Regions from separate parts of the Homo sapiens genome. Here region 2 is linked to region 1. Evidence: chromatin contacts called from ENCODE Hi-C or POLR2A ChIA-PET data. All regions are on one chromosome and are shown on one strand. The core of a region is the stretch at or near the end of the contact, and the rest is flanking DNA. Distances in the headings are between cores, read along the strand shown.

What was found. A loop is a pair of places that touch in the nucleus more often than their neighbours do. ChIA-PET counts read pairs that join two places held with the same protein, here RNA polymerase II (POLR2A). Pooled maps may share reads with other maps.
Region 2: a pooled map shows a loop between it and region 1 (2.0-fold over the local background). The contact joins two enhancer-like sites. A Hi-C loop is called at or near these places in 3 of 50 pooled maps. POLR2A ChIA-PET finds 5 or more read pairs at or near these places in 2 of 52 experiments (HEK293 and activated B cell).

Annotation. Positions count from the first base shown.
Region 1 is chr7:7,993,217-7,999,823 of GRCh38, forward strand. The region is part of intron 1 of GLCCI1 (glucocorticoid induced 1); the gene reads left to right. Among named protein-coding and RNA genes, the nearest start is that of GLCCI1, 28 kb to the left of the region's middle. Within about 2 kb of position 3,440, at least 4 of the 41 ENCODE cell types and tissues checked have a DNase peak (open chromatin) inside an H3K27ac peak, as active enhancers do.
Region 2 is chr7:8,189,289-8,195,917 of GRCh38, forward strand. The region is part of intron 6 of ICA1 (islet cell autoantigen 1); the gene reads right to left. Among named protein-coding and RNA genes, the nearest start is that of ICA1, 70 kb to the right of the region's middle. Within about 2 kb of position 1,268, at least 2 of the 41 ENCODE cell types and tissues checked have a DNase peak (open chromatin) inside an H3K27ac peak, as active enhancers do.

The DNA of each region.
Region 1 (6,607 bases), core at 2,190-4,689:
ATAGTTCATGATACCATTTCTGTCTTCAAGGCTCTAGTGCTCCCACTCTTCTTGTTTTTGTAAAATGACTTCTAAAAAAATTCTCGATTCTGCTCTCTTCCTGACTCCGTTGTCCAACTTTTTCTCAACCTTCTCTTTTCTTTGCTTCTGTCTGCTCAATTTTGATTAGACTCTCAGTAATTTCTCTTTACTGTTGGATTCCATGTTGGAAGCAGTTCTTTTTTGTTAGATTTGAGCATAGCCATATTGCTCTAGTATCTCAGACTTTATTGAGTTGATGTCCTCTTGCTTTCACTTGCAAATCAGATTGTGTGGAATCCCCTCCCAGTTTGGCTACTATTCTAGATTGGCCCTTTACATTTACCCATTAGTGAATTGTGTTCTCTGGACCATCAGAAGCCTGGGTACATTCCTTTGCTGTCTCTCACACAGATGCTGATACCACTATGGCCCAATACTTTTTTATGCTTTCTCCCAACTCATTTATATTTGGTGTTTTGTGGAGATATTTTGTGACTTTATTATGTTGTAGATGCCAATACTCCTTGACTTACAATGGGGGTTACATCCTGAAAAAAAAAAAGAAAATATTTTAAGTCAAATATGCATTTAATACCCCAGTAAACCCATTGTAAAGTCAAAAAATTGTGAGTCAAACTATCATAAGTCCAAATGCTTCTTGACTTAGGTATGATGGGTTTATATCCTGATAAACACATCATAAAGTCAAAAAATTCTAAGTTGAAATATCATAAATGTGGAACCATCTGTATTGTCCTTGAATCTTTTGTTTGGCTATTGTCTTAATCTGTTTCGTATTGCTATAACAGTGTCACAGACCAGCATGGCCAACATAGTGAAACCCTGTCTCTACAAAAAATACAAAAATTAGCCAGACATGTTGGTTCATGCTTGTAATCCCAGCTACTTGGGAGGCTGAGACATGAGAATCACTTGAATCTGGGAGGCAGAGGTTACAGTGAGCTGAGATCACACCACTGCACTCCAGCCTGGGTGACAGAGTGAGACTCTGTCTCAAATAAATAAATAAAGTAGCTATAGAATATTATAGCTAGTTTATAAAATTTTCAGACTCAGGGTTAAATTATTTAATGAATTTAAACTATTAAAATCTAAATTTAACTTACATATTAGAGCAGTCTGATTTAATTTTACTTTGCCACTTTCACAAAAAAGAAATTCATTGTTCACAATTCTGGAGAGTGGGAAGTACAGTATCAAGGTACTAGCATTTGGTGAGGGCCTTCATGCTATGTCATCCCATGACAGAGGTAGAAAGGCAAGAGAGCAAAAGAGGGTTGACCTAGCTCTAATAACAACCTGCTCTTGTAATAGCATTAATGCATTCATGAAGGCAGAGCCCTCATGGCCTAATTGCCTCTTATTGGTCCCAACTCTTAATACCATCAGAGTGGCAATTAAATTCCAAGATGAGTTTTGGAGGGGACATTCAAGTGTAGCACCTTTCTTCCTTGCTGTCTGTCTGTCGTTAAAATCTATTCTGCCAGCATCTTCATATTGTTGGAATACATTGACAAAACTTCTATATAAGGAACAGTCTTGAATATTGACTTATTACTCTATTTAATGGACAGAAAATGCTACATATATTACATAGATATACATAGAGATACACACAAACACACACACACTCACACACTCTCCATATTTGTCCAGGTAATGGTTTCACTTAATACACTAACAGTGTTTGTGTTTGTGTATCAGTGTTTGAAGTGAAACTGTTACGTGGACAAATAGGGAGAGCATGTGAGTGTATGTGTTTGTGTTTTGTGTATGTCTGTGTATTTCTGTATGTATGGACATCAATCCCAAGTAAAAGCAAGTGAAAAATTTTAGTAGTATCCTCTACTAGAAGAGTGAATATTTTTCTATTTGTTGCCTTTATTTCTTATTAAATAAAAAGCAAATTTTGAGGGAAAATGCTTTTTCCTATGTGTCATTATATTGAGGAAATTATTCCCTACTTTAATTATCAAGGTGTTTGACCAGTAATATTAGTTAGCACTTTAGGAGGCTGAGGTAGGCAAATCATTTGAGCCCAGGAGTTCCAGACCGTCCTGGGCAATATGGCAAAACCCCGTCCTCTACAAAAAATACAAAAATTAGCTGGGCGTGGTAGCATGTGCCTGTAGCCCCAAATACTCGGGAAGCTAAGGCAGGAGGATCATCTGAGCCTGGGAGATCAAGGCTGCAGTGAGCCGAGATCGTGCCACTGCACTCTAGTCTGGGTGACAGAGCAACCCAAATGTCCATCAATGATAGACTGGATTAAGAAAATGTGGCACATATACACCATGGAATACTATGCAGCCATAAAAAAGGATGAGTTCATGTCCTTTGTAAGGACATGGATGAAGCTGGAAACCATCATTCTCGGCAAACTATTGCAAGGACAAAAAACCAAACACCGCATGTTCTCACTCATAGGTGGGAATTGAACAGTGAGAACACCTGGACACAGGAAGGGGAACATCACACACCAGGGCCTGTCGTGGGGTGGGGAGAGTGGGGAGGGATAGCATTAGGAGATATAACTAATGTAAATGACGAGTTAATGGGTGCAGCACACCAACATGGCACATGTATACATATGTAACAAACCTGCACGTTGTGCACATATACCCTAGAACTTAAAGTATAATAAAAAAAATAAAATAAATTTTAAGTTCAATTAAAAAAAATAAAAATGAAAAAAAGAGAGCCTATTTTATAACCTTTGTTGTTGTGCTCTTGTTAAAAACAGTTTTTCTTTATAAATTGAGATGTAATAGTGAGCCTGTCTCATTTCATAAAAAATTTTCCAAGCTGTGGTGCTTTAACTGGAAGTTAAATTCACAGAATTTTGTGAAATATTGTTTTCTGAGTAGGAATATTTGTGTTCCTTTTGCTTACAATATGACTTTCCACCTTTGGTCAGTTATTTTAGTTGTTTTTGTAGTTGCTAATACTTTGTGATTACTTCTTTAGTATATGAACTCATTAGTCATAGTGGATTTTAGATGTTTGGAATTTCATTAACAGAATTCATTTGAAATTTGTAAGGCTGATGAATCTCCTTCTACTAATTACTACTTTGCTAAAGTTCGTTAAAGGACTATCATTCTGCCACCTCCCAAAAAAACGAACTTAAAAAAATCTTTTGCCATATATGTAATTAAAAAAAAAAAGTATTCCAAATATCAGAGCTCCATCTTAATTTGTTGTGTACTTTTTCAGTGCTTGTTACCAGGCTTCTTGTAGCCATATTAGTGAAGTTTTCTTTTCAACCTTGATGCAAAGATACTCCCTTGAGTTTTCTTTGAAAATAGACTGAAGGCCTCCTTCTAAATGTCTTATGTGTCATTTGACATAAGTTTATTGGGTGAGCTGTAACCTAGAGAATCATGCCCAAATAGCTGCCTGACTGCATTTTTTGGTTTGTTTGTTTTTCCTGATGGACCTCAGGTTACAGAGTTTTGTCAGGCCTCATTTGGTCAGAAGCATGTTTGTTTCTCTTGTCAGCTTCTTGATTGGTTTCTTTCCAGATTCTGCAGGGCAGCCATATGGTCATTTCTGCATGTTTTCTAGATTGCTTCTGTGGTAGGGTTCCAGGTTTGGTTGATGAGTATTTCAGATTCTACCCACACTGAGAGAGCTTCAGTTTTGCTCTTTGGTTTTATTTCAGATAGCATATTCACAACTTGTGTCCTTCCTGTCACTTATCTGAAGTTCATTTGAATTTGGTGATTTTATTTTACGTGGCCTATGTATTTGGCTAATGTTTCATCATTTTATATGTCAAGGAGGAAGACTATTAATGGCTGTTGAAGTGCTTAGATTATGCTAACTTAGGAAAACTAAATCTAGTAATAATTCTATTGGATGATAAATATTAATGTACATTAGATTGGGTAGAAAAACATACCAGTCACCTTTCCATATCTTGTATTCTCAGTTATTTTGTTACCTTTTTTTTTAAATTTATTTTGAAAATCATTGTCTATAACTGCAAGGCAAGGAGAAAATTACTTAATGTTAGTAGTGATAATACATTAAAAACTATAGCTTTCAAGGTATTCTCATTACAGAATTAATGAAGTAAATTTCTACTAATAAAATTGAGCTTTAGGAAATTTATGCTTAGCCTTAGTGAACCAATAGCAGGAAAATTCCACACCTGTATTTATTTATGGCTATTTTTGATCTCAGGTAGATTAAGAACTATATCATTTCCAGATATTTTGAAGTTTAAGAAAAGCAACTTAATGTCTTGTATTCAGTCTGATCTTGATGAATTTGGTATTTTGATTTCAATGAAGATTGAATTAATATGAATAAGTGAAGTTAAACATCATGAAAAACTCACTGACTACCTGTTAAAATAAAGGTTTTATAAAGTAGCTATAGAGGCTGGGCATGGTGGCTCACACCTGTAATCCCAGCAGTTTGGGAGGCCGAGGCAGGCAGATCACCTGAGGTCAGGAATTCAAGACCAGCCTGGCCAACATAGTGAAACCCTGTCTCTACAAAAAATACAAAAATTAGCCAGACATGTTGGTTCATACTTGTAATCCAGCTACTCGGGAGCCTGAGACATGAGAATTACTTGAACCTGGGAGGCAGAGGTTACAGTGAGCCGAGATCATACCACTGTACTCCAGCCTGGGTGACAGAGTGAGACTCTGTCTCAAATAAATAAATAAATAAATAAATAAATAAATAAATAAATAAATAAATAAAGTAGCTGTAGAATATTATAGCTAGTTTATAAAAATTTTCAGACTTAGGGTTAAATTATTTAATGAAATTAAATTATTAAAATCTACATTTAACATATATTAGAGCAGTCTGATTTAATTTTACTCTGGCACTTTCATTTTGTAAGAGAACCTACTTTGTTTTTTTCAGACTTACATTTTTGAGGAGGTAGTTTTTTTTGTTTTTTTTTTTTTTTGTTGTTGTTGTTTTTTGTTTTGTTTCGTTTTGTTTTGCTTTTGAGACGGAGTCTCGCTCTTGTCACCCAGGCTGGAGTGCAGTGGCGTGATCTTGGCTCACTGAAACCTCCGCCTTTCGGGTCAAGCAATTCACCTGCCTCAGCCTCCTGAGTAGCTGGGATTACAGGCGCCCTCCACCACGCCCAGCTAATTTTTGTACTTTTAGTAGAGACAGGGTTTCGCCATTTTGGCCAAGCTGGTCTCAATCTCCTGACCTCAGGTCATCCACCCACCTCGGCCTCCCAGAGTGCTGGGATTACAGGTGTGAGCCACCGTGCAGGCTCAGGAGGTAGCTTTTATTGTAACTACTTTTAACTTTTATTTGCATGCAAAATGCCTTGTTTGCGTGGTTGGGTCTTTTTCCAAAGAAGCTATAGTGTACTTTGTCTTTCTTACTTTCTAGTGTTCCTAAGCATTCTACCTTAGAGTGTTTTGTATTTAGGTTTTAAGGTTCTTATTGCCATGGCCAGAACTTAATTTATTAATAGCTACTGACCTTTTGAAGGAGCTGACTACATGTTTAAATTTATTAGATCTAAAAGTTTAGCTGCTAATTACAGATTTCAAAGAATTGGTTGACTTTTTTGCAGCAGGATATTTTCTAGAGTGTATAGTCAAGCTTTTAATGTCTCTAAATAGGTTGTTGAATAGGTTGTTGCCCCCCAAAATTTATTTTTTGAGATACAGAAAGAAAATATAATTTCTGTATTTTTATTTTTTATTTTCTACATATACATTTCTATTTTTCTGTTTTATAATATATAAAATATTAGCAATATCATAGATATCCAGTTCATAAATAAGCAGCTACACATTACTGCATGCCTATATATTTACCAATAGGGACACTTAGTAAAAATAATTTGAAGACCATAGTTCTGACAGAGTAGTTATAGAAAGTGAACACTAAGTGTAGAGCATGTGATCTTTTTAAAGAGATAGATAAAGATTCAATGATTAAAAATATAATAAAAGAAAAATTAAGTAAATATAGAGTAAATAAGTAAAAGTATAGATTAGAATATTATTATACAGACCAAGGGACTCATTTATAGATTGTTTATATATTTAACTCATTATAAAACATTAAAATGGGCTGAGTATTGTGACTCATGCCTGTAATCTCAGTGCTTTGGGAGCCTAAGGGGAAAGGATTGCTTGAGGCCAGGAGTTTGAAACCATCTTGAGCAACACAGCGAGACCCCATCCCCATAAAAAATTTAAAAATTAGCCAGATGTGGTGGTGCACACCTATAGTCCTAACTACTGTAGAGCTGACGTGGGAGGATAGCTTGAGCCCAGGAGTTCCAGGCTGCAGTGAGCTACGATCACGCCGGTACACTCCAGCCTGGGCAGGTGACAGAGCAATACCCTGTGTCTAAAAAGAACAAGGCTGGGAGTGGTGGCTTATACCTGTATTCCTAGTATTTTGGGAGGCCAAGGTGGGAGGATCGCTTGAGCCCAGGAGTTTGAGACCAGCCTGGTCAACATAGTGAGGCCTCATCTCTATAAATTTAAAAAATTAGCTGGGTGTGGTGATGCACACCTGTGGTCCCAGCTACTCAAGAGACTGAGGCAGGAGGATCACTTAA
Region 2 (6,629 bases), core at 18-2,517, 190 kb after region 1:
GTCATTATACTAGAAGGAGGCTTATAACTCATTTAGTACAATCCTATTGTCTTACAGATGATGTGATACACAGAGGTTAAAGGGCTTACTAAGGTCCTATGTTGGGTTTAGTGCTAGAGCTGGACCCAGAACCCAGAACACACAGGCGGATTCTTTCGCCTCCTCGCTCTGCTAGGGGCATGAAGACAGAAGACAGCCCCCACAGTCATTCTAACATTTGTTGGCTGGCTATTGGGAATGCAGAATACATTTTCCCATGGAGGCAGGTTTTTTCTTCTTCTTTTTTTTAAATGGTGGTTCGGTTCCCAGGCCAGGCCACAAAAGCCTATTTACCCCATAGCTGAGCTCAACTATAAAACCAGCGGTAGCTCTGAGGCCTCACTGAACCCCCAGCTCCGAGCCTGCAGTCCGAGGGGCAGGTGGGCAGCTGGCTCTGCAAGGGGGGTAGGCAGCGCTCCCTTGAGCAGACCAGGAGTGTGGGGAGGGGGCTGGGCAGGGGGGCTGGGCAGGGGGCCCAGGCAGCAGCTGCAGGAGCCTACAGCAGCCTCTGAATGCCTTGGTGGTTCTTAAGTGGATTGTTTGTAAGTTGGGAACTGTCTGTACTTAGAAAGGCGGATTTCAAGAGGTAGGGGATCCTATTTCACTTGAAGGCCCACAGTAATGAGGGTTCTTTATTCGTAATGAAGTAAGCCACTAATTGGAGGGACGGGCTCAGGAGGCCTGGTGGAATTTTGTACTCCTGGACCAGAACTGAGTAATATTATGCAGTAGCCTGGCAACCCTTTACTTTTGCACAAAATTCATATAAAAATCTACCATGAAGTGCCTGTCTGACATTCACTGTGTTTATTATTAATAATGATAATAACAGGGTAGCTTATACACAGCCTTAAGGCTAAGAAAGTAAATTGAATTCTCAGTTTCTTCCAGTTTTTTTTTTTTCCGCAGTCAGATTAGGAACATTTGGAAAGTCCTTACTCTCCGAGTGGGCTGAAACCTTTCATATTTACCCAGAGGAGACATGGCTGTAGTTTCTAAGGACTCATCCAAGAGATGATCTCTTTCCTTCCTCTGCCTCCTCAGAGAGGCAGAAACATTCCATAAACTCACAAATGTTGTAAAAGTAAATGTACAAAAAAATAATATTAATGGAACTGAAAACGTTACAGTAGAGAAATCAATTATAATAAGGTAATACAGTTAGCTCTTCTGGACTTAATGAAATGTGTTCAACTGCATTGGAATGTTCTGGTGCCCCCTGCAGGATTCTAACACCTCACAGAAATGGTTTAGTACCAATTCAGATGGCTTAGAAAACCCTACAGAGGCAATGTGTTTCTTTTCTCAGGTTCAAATCAACTTAACCTGGCTCAATCACATGCAGAGGGACAAAGCAGGAACTCAATCTAACATTTAAAAGGTTTTTAGCCACCATAAGTTTGTCATTAGAATGGAGGTTTTTGGATCAACAACAGAAACTATTTTTGGTTTGTGAAGTTTATAAATCTAACAGTGCAAAGTTCACGGTTACATGTGTGATCTCTCAATTTTTCTGGGCTGAGTGTTTAGGGAACAAGGAAGTTTGCTTCCATGAGCCTTGCTTTGACTTAGTGCAGAAAAATTAAACATTCTGGAAAGTTAAACATTTAGCTTCTAAATTTTTACTGCCCTGGAATTCCTCAGGAACATGACTCCAGTATGATAATGAACAAATGGTCATCAGAGTTGTTTATTCCATAGTTACAGGTCAGCAGATGTGAGGAACCATCGTCTGACTCCAATAAGCTTTTAAGATGATAGCTGTCCATCGTTCCTGCCCTCCACTTTATACGAGAGTAACTGAAATCACTATTTTGATGTATAATGTCCCTGCTATCATCTAGTCTTAGGTAATTTATCTGAAAGACATTGACCAGGTCTCACTGAATTTGCAAAGAATCATGCTGGCACATAATTCTAATTATATCACAATAGCTACAACATAAATACAGTATTGTAATATTGTACAGACAGTCCTGGATTTGCCATGGTTTGATTTATGATTGTTTGACTTAGAGTTTTTGACTTTGCCAAGATGCAAAAGCAACATGTATTCAGCAGAAACTGTACTTCAAGTACGCAAACAACCACTCTGTTTTTCATTGTCAGTACAGTGTTCAATAAATTACTGTGAAATATTAAGCACTGTAGTATAGTATAGGTTTTGTGTTAGATGATTTTGCCCCACTGTAGGCTAATGTAGGCATTCTGAAAACATTTAAGGTAGCCTGTGGTAAGCTATGCTGTTTGGTAGGTTTGGTGTATTAAATGCATTTCCGATTAGGATATTTTCAACTTGATGGGTTTACTGGGGCATAACTCCATTGTAAGTCAAGAAGCATCTGTATATATGTGTTATATAATACATATTGCCTATAGTAATATTACATATTATTATAATATTGTATAATATTATAACACAATATAAACCTCTACTAATGTCACTTTTTTCAGTGCCATTCCTTCTTTCATATACTGGATGTTTAATTTCTTAATTTGAACATTATAAAGAAACGTATTAAAATTCAAATCACAAAGACACTAAACATAATTCCAGACTTCTAGAAAAGTTGCAAGAATTCTTTGTATGCCTGGATACCCTTCACCCAGATTCCCAAAATGTTAATTCACCCAAACATTACTACATTTGTTTCATTTTCTAAATACAAACACACATAGATTTTTTCCTAAACTGTTTAAGAGTAAATTGCAGACAGAAAGTTCCTTTATTCTTAAATAATTCAATATATATTTCCTAAAAATAGGGAACTCTCTTACATAACCACAGTACAATTATTGAAATCAGGAAATTAATATTGAAATAATGTTATCTAATATTACAGACCTTATTGTGATTTTATCAATTGTCCCAATAATATCTTCTATAACAAAAGAAAATCTAAAATCATACACTGCATTCAGTTGTCATGTTTTTTCAGTCTCCTTTAATCTGGGAAGTTCCTGGGTCTGTCTTTTTTCAGGGCAGGTATTTTAGAGAGTGTTCCACATTTTGGGTTGTCTGATGTGTCCTCACACTTAAATTAAGGTTATACACCTCTAACAGTATAACAAAAGTCATTCCGGCTTTTCCTCAGTGCATGGTATCATGTGGCACATGCTGTTGGTTAGTCCCACCACTAGCGATGTTAACTTTAATCTTTTGGTTAAGATGGTGTTTGCCAGGTTTCTCCATTTGAGTTACTATTTCACCCATTGTAAATAATACAATATAATTTGAAACAATGTAAAGACAACGTAAAGATCCTATATCTCATTAAACTTCCATCCATTAGTTTTCATATTCATAGATGATTCTTGACTGAATCAATTATGTTTATGATGGCTTGCAAAATATGATTTTTGATTTTCAACATTCTACATTTATTGGTTGGCTTTCTACTTTATTTGTTCTCCTTTGTTTGTTTATATCAAAGTAGCTCATGGATTCTTACTTTATTCAATAGTATTACACTTACTAAAATTATTTATTTAAATTAGTAATTTATTTTAACGCTTAAATGATCCCATATTTGGCGAATGGGAGCCTCTTTGGGCTGGCTCCAGCGTCATTTTGACAAGTCCCCCTTATTCTGCAGGTACTTTCTTCATTTTTGGCATGACATGATGTTCCAGGCTCTATTCTACTTTACCTGCCTCAAATTTGAATTTAACCATTTCTCCAAAAAGCCCTAGTTCCTTTTAGTGGAGGGTATGTAGAAACAAAGATCTGGTTTCTAGATATGCTCACTGCTACTAGAGTGAAACTGCTTCAAGGTCATCTCAGAGGACTGAGCTGGGAAATGTTTATATGTATATGTAAACAAATGTGTGCATATCCACAAGTACTCTCAGACACAACACACATACACATATATGTATTATAATCCATGCACAGCTACATTAGTTTACATATATCTAAACACATACACACATGTATGTATGCATGCATGTATGTGTGTATGTATCAGAAATCAGGAGTTTACATCCATATCTCCAATTTGAATCCAATACCGCAGAGTTCTATCTCATCCTTTTACCACAACTGTAGCTCCGTTCTCCTAAAGTGCAAAACCTGGCTCCCACTGTCCACAACTTATCTGCTCAATCCTGGAATGCACGAAGAATAGTTTCAGAACTGCTAACCTATGCTTCTGCAAAAAGAGACGACGTCTGCTAACTAGAGTTGAAAATTCCAAGGGACCAGGAATGACATTAAATCAAAGAGGTCAATATATTCATTTTCAAAGTCAGTCCTGTTGTCAAAATCAGTAAGAAAATGGTGGTGGCAAAAGCATTCTATCCTTCAAATCCTTCCCTCTGTAGATTCTGCCATTGCGTGATATCATACCGAAGTTAGAGTTTGGCCAGATATGACATGAAAAAAACTGTCTTTTGTTCCATTTGCTTATTTATTCATTTATTACATTATACTTTGCCTGCTCCCATAACAAACCTTTGAGTAATAACATATCTAAGCAGAAGAGCTAACACAGAGAGACCAAAACCAATATAAAGAAAAGAGGAGATGATTTTATGTGGAACAGAGATATTCTAAGAAGGTCACAGGAAAGGAGCCTGTGATAGATGGAGTTTCTGTGTTTGCCTGTGGTGGCTGCAAACAAATTACCTCAACTGCCTCTGTCCTAACAGCATTCTTTTCATTTTCCAAGTTCACTTTCAGTCTCTGTCCATATGTGGCCAATTAAAATTATATGGTTATCTTCATAGATAAAATGATTTTTTAAAATCTCTGCCCCTTAAACTGGTAACAGGTTTGATGATATTTCATGCCTGGAACAGAACTATTCCAGAACTGTTCCTCCAAAGCTGGCTTGCTCTGGAATCCTGTCTGTTATACACAAACACACATATACACATGTGTGTGAACTCTCCTCCCCACTATATTATACCCTAGATCCCTGAATCAGAATCTTTGGGGCGGTGGGGTTGGAGAGACCAAATGTAATAAATGTTAATATCAGTGAAAATGACTTACAGAAGCAGCCAAAAATAAATTACTTTTTACAAAAGTTCATGTTTATTTATAAAATAAAAGACGTTAACATCTTGTTTTCAATTTTCTTTTTATGAAGCCAACAGTTTATTAAATACAACTTACTTATTTGTGAGAAAAGGCTATCTCTCCTTTTAAAATTCTTACCATTTTAGCTTAATTAATTTTACCAAACTGGCAAGAGTCTGACTTAAAAGTCCCTTGAGCCATCAAAAGCTATAAAAATGTTACTTCTTCTTGACCAAATTATTTTCTTGAAGCAGATTCCTACAAATTCAGGGGAATTTTCTAAAATACGGGCAAAGGTTTATGTACAAAAAGTTTCAGACAGCATTTATTTGCTCACAAATGTAAGCAACCTAAAAGTCTAATGTTAGGGCGTTTTATATAATAAAATATTGGGCTATTGTCGTCACTTTTTTTTTATAAAGAATTTTTTGACACACAGGGAAATGCTTATGATAAATGGAAGCCCTTTAAATGTAGGTATTGGGTCTTTTTCTGTATTAAATCTCCAATCTCCATGCAATGCTAAGCACTTAATAGGTGCTTCAAAAAATTTTTTTATGTTGAGTTGAAATAATAAAGCATTAAAAATTATATGTGTGGAAGAAAATATTTACAAAAGACATGTATGATAAAGGACATGCTATTCAAAATATACAAAGAAACTTTAAAATTCAACAATAAGAAAATAACCTGGTTTAAAAAGTGGCAAAATATATGAATAGATACTTCACCAAAGATGACATACAGATGGCTAATAAGCATATGAAAAAATGCCCAATATTGTATGTCATTAGGGAACTGCAAATTAAAACAACAATGAGATAATACATAGATACTAGAATGGCAAAAATCCAAAATACTGACATCAAATGCTGGTGAGGATGTGAGAATACAAAATGGGGCTGGGTGCGGTGGCCCACGCCTGCAATCCCAGCACTTTGAGAGGATGAGGTGGGCAGATCCCTGGATCTCTTGAGGTCAGGAGTTCGAGACCGGCCTGGCCATCATGGTGAAACCCTGTCTCTACTAAAAATAGAAAAAATTAGCCGGGTGTGGTGGCGCATGCTGATAATCCCAGCTACTTTGGGAGGCTGAGGCAGGAGAATCCTTGAACCCGGGAGGCAGAGGTTGTAGTGAGCCAAGATCATACCACTGCATTCCAGTCTGGGCAACAAGAGTGAAACTCTATCTCAAAACAAAAACAAAAACAAAAACAAAAACAAAAACAAAAACAAAATGGTATCGCCACTTTGAAAGACAGTTTGACAGTTTCTTATAAAACTAAAGTTCTTACCATATGATCTAGCAACAGTGCTCCTTGGTGTCCACCTGGAGTTAAAAACATCCGGCCGGGCACAGTGGCTCATGCTTGCAATCCCAGCACTTTGGGAGGCCAAGGCGGGAGGATCACGAGGTCAGGAGTTCGAGACCAGCCTAGCCAACATAGTGAAACCCCATCTCTACTAAAAATACACAAATTAGCCAGGCATGGTGGTATGTGCCTGTAGTCCCAGCTACTCGGGAGGCTGAGGCAGGAGAATTGCTTGAACCCAGGAGGAAGAGGTTG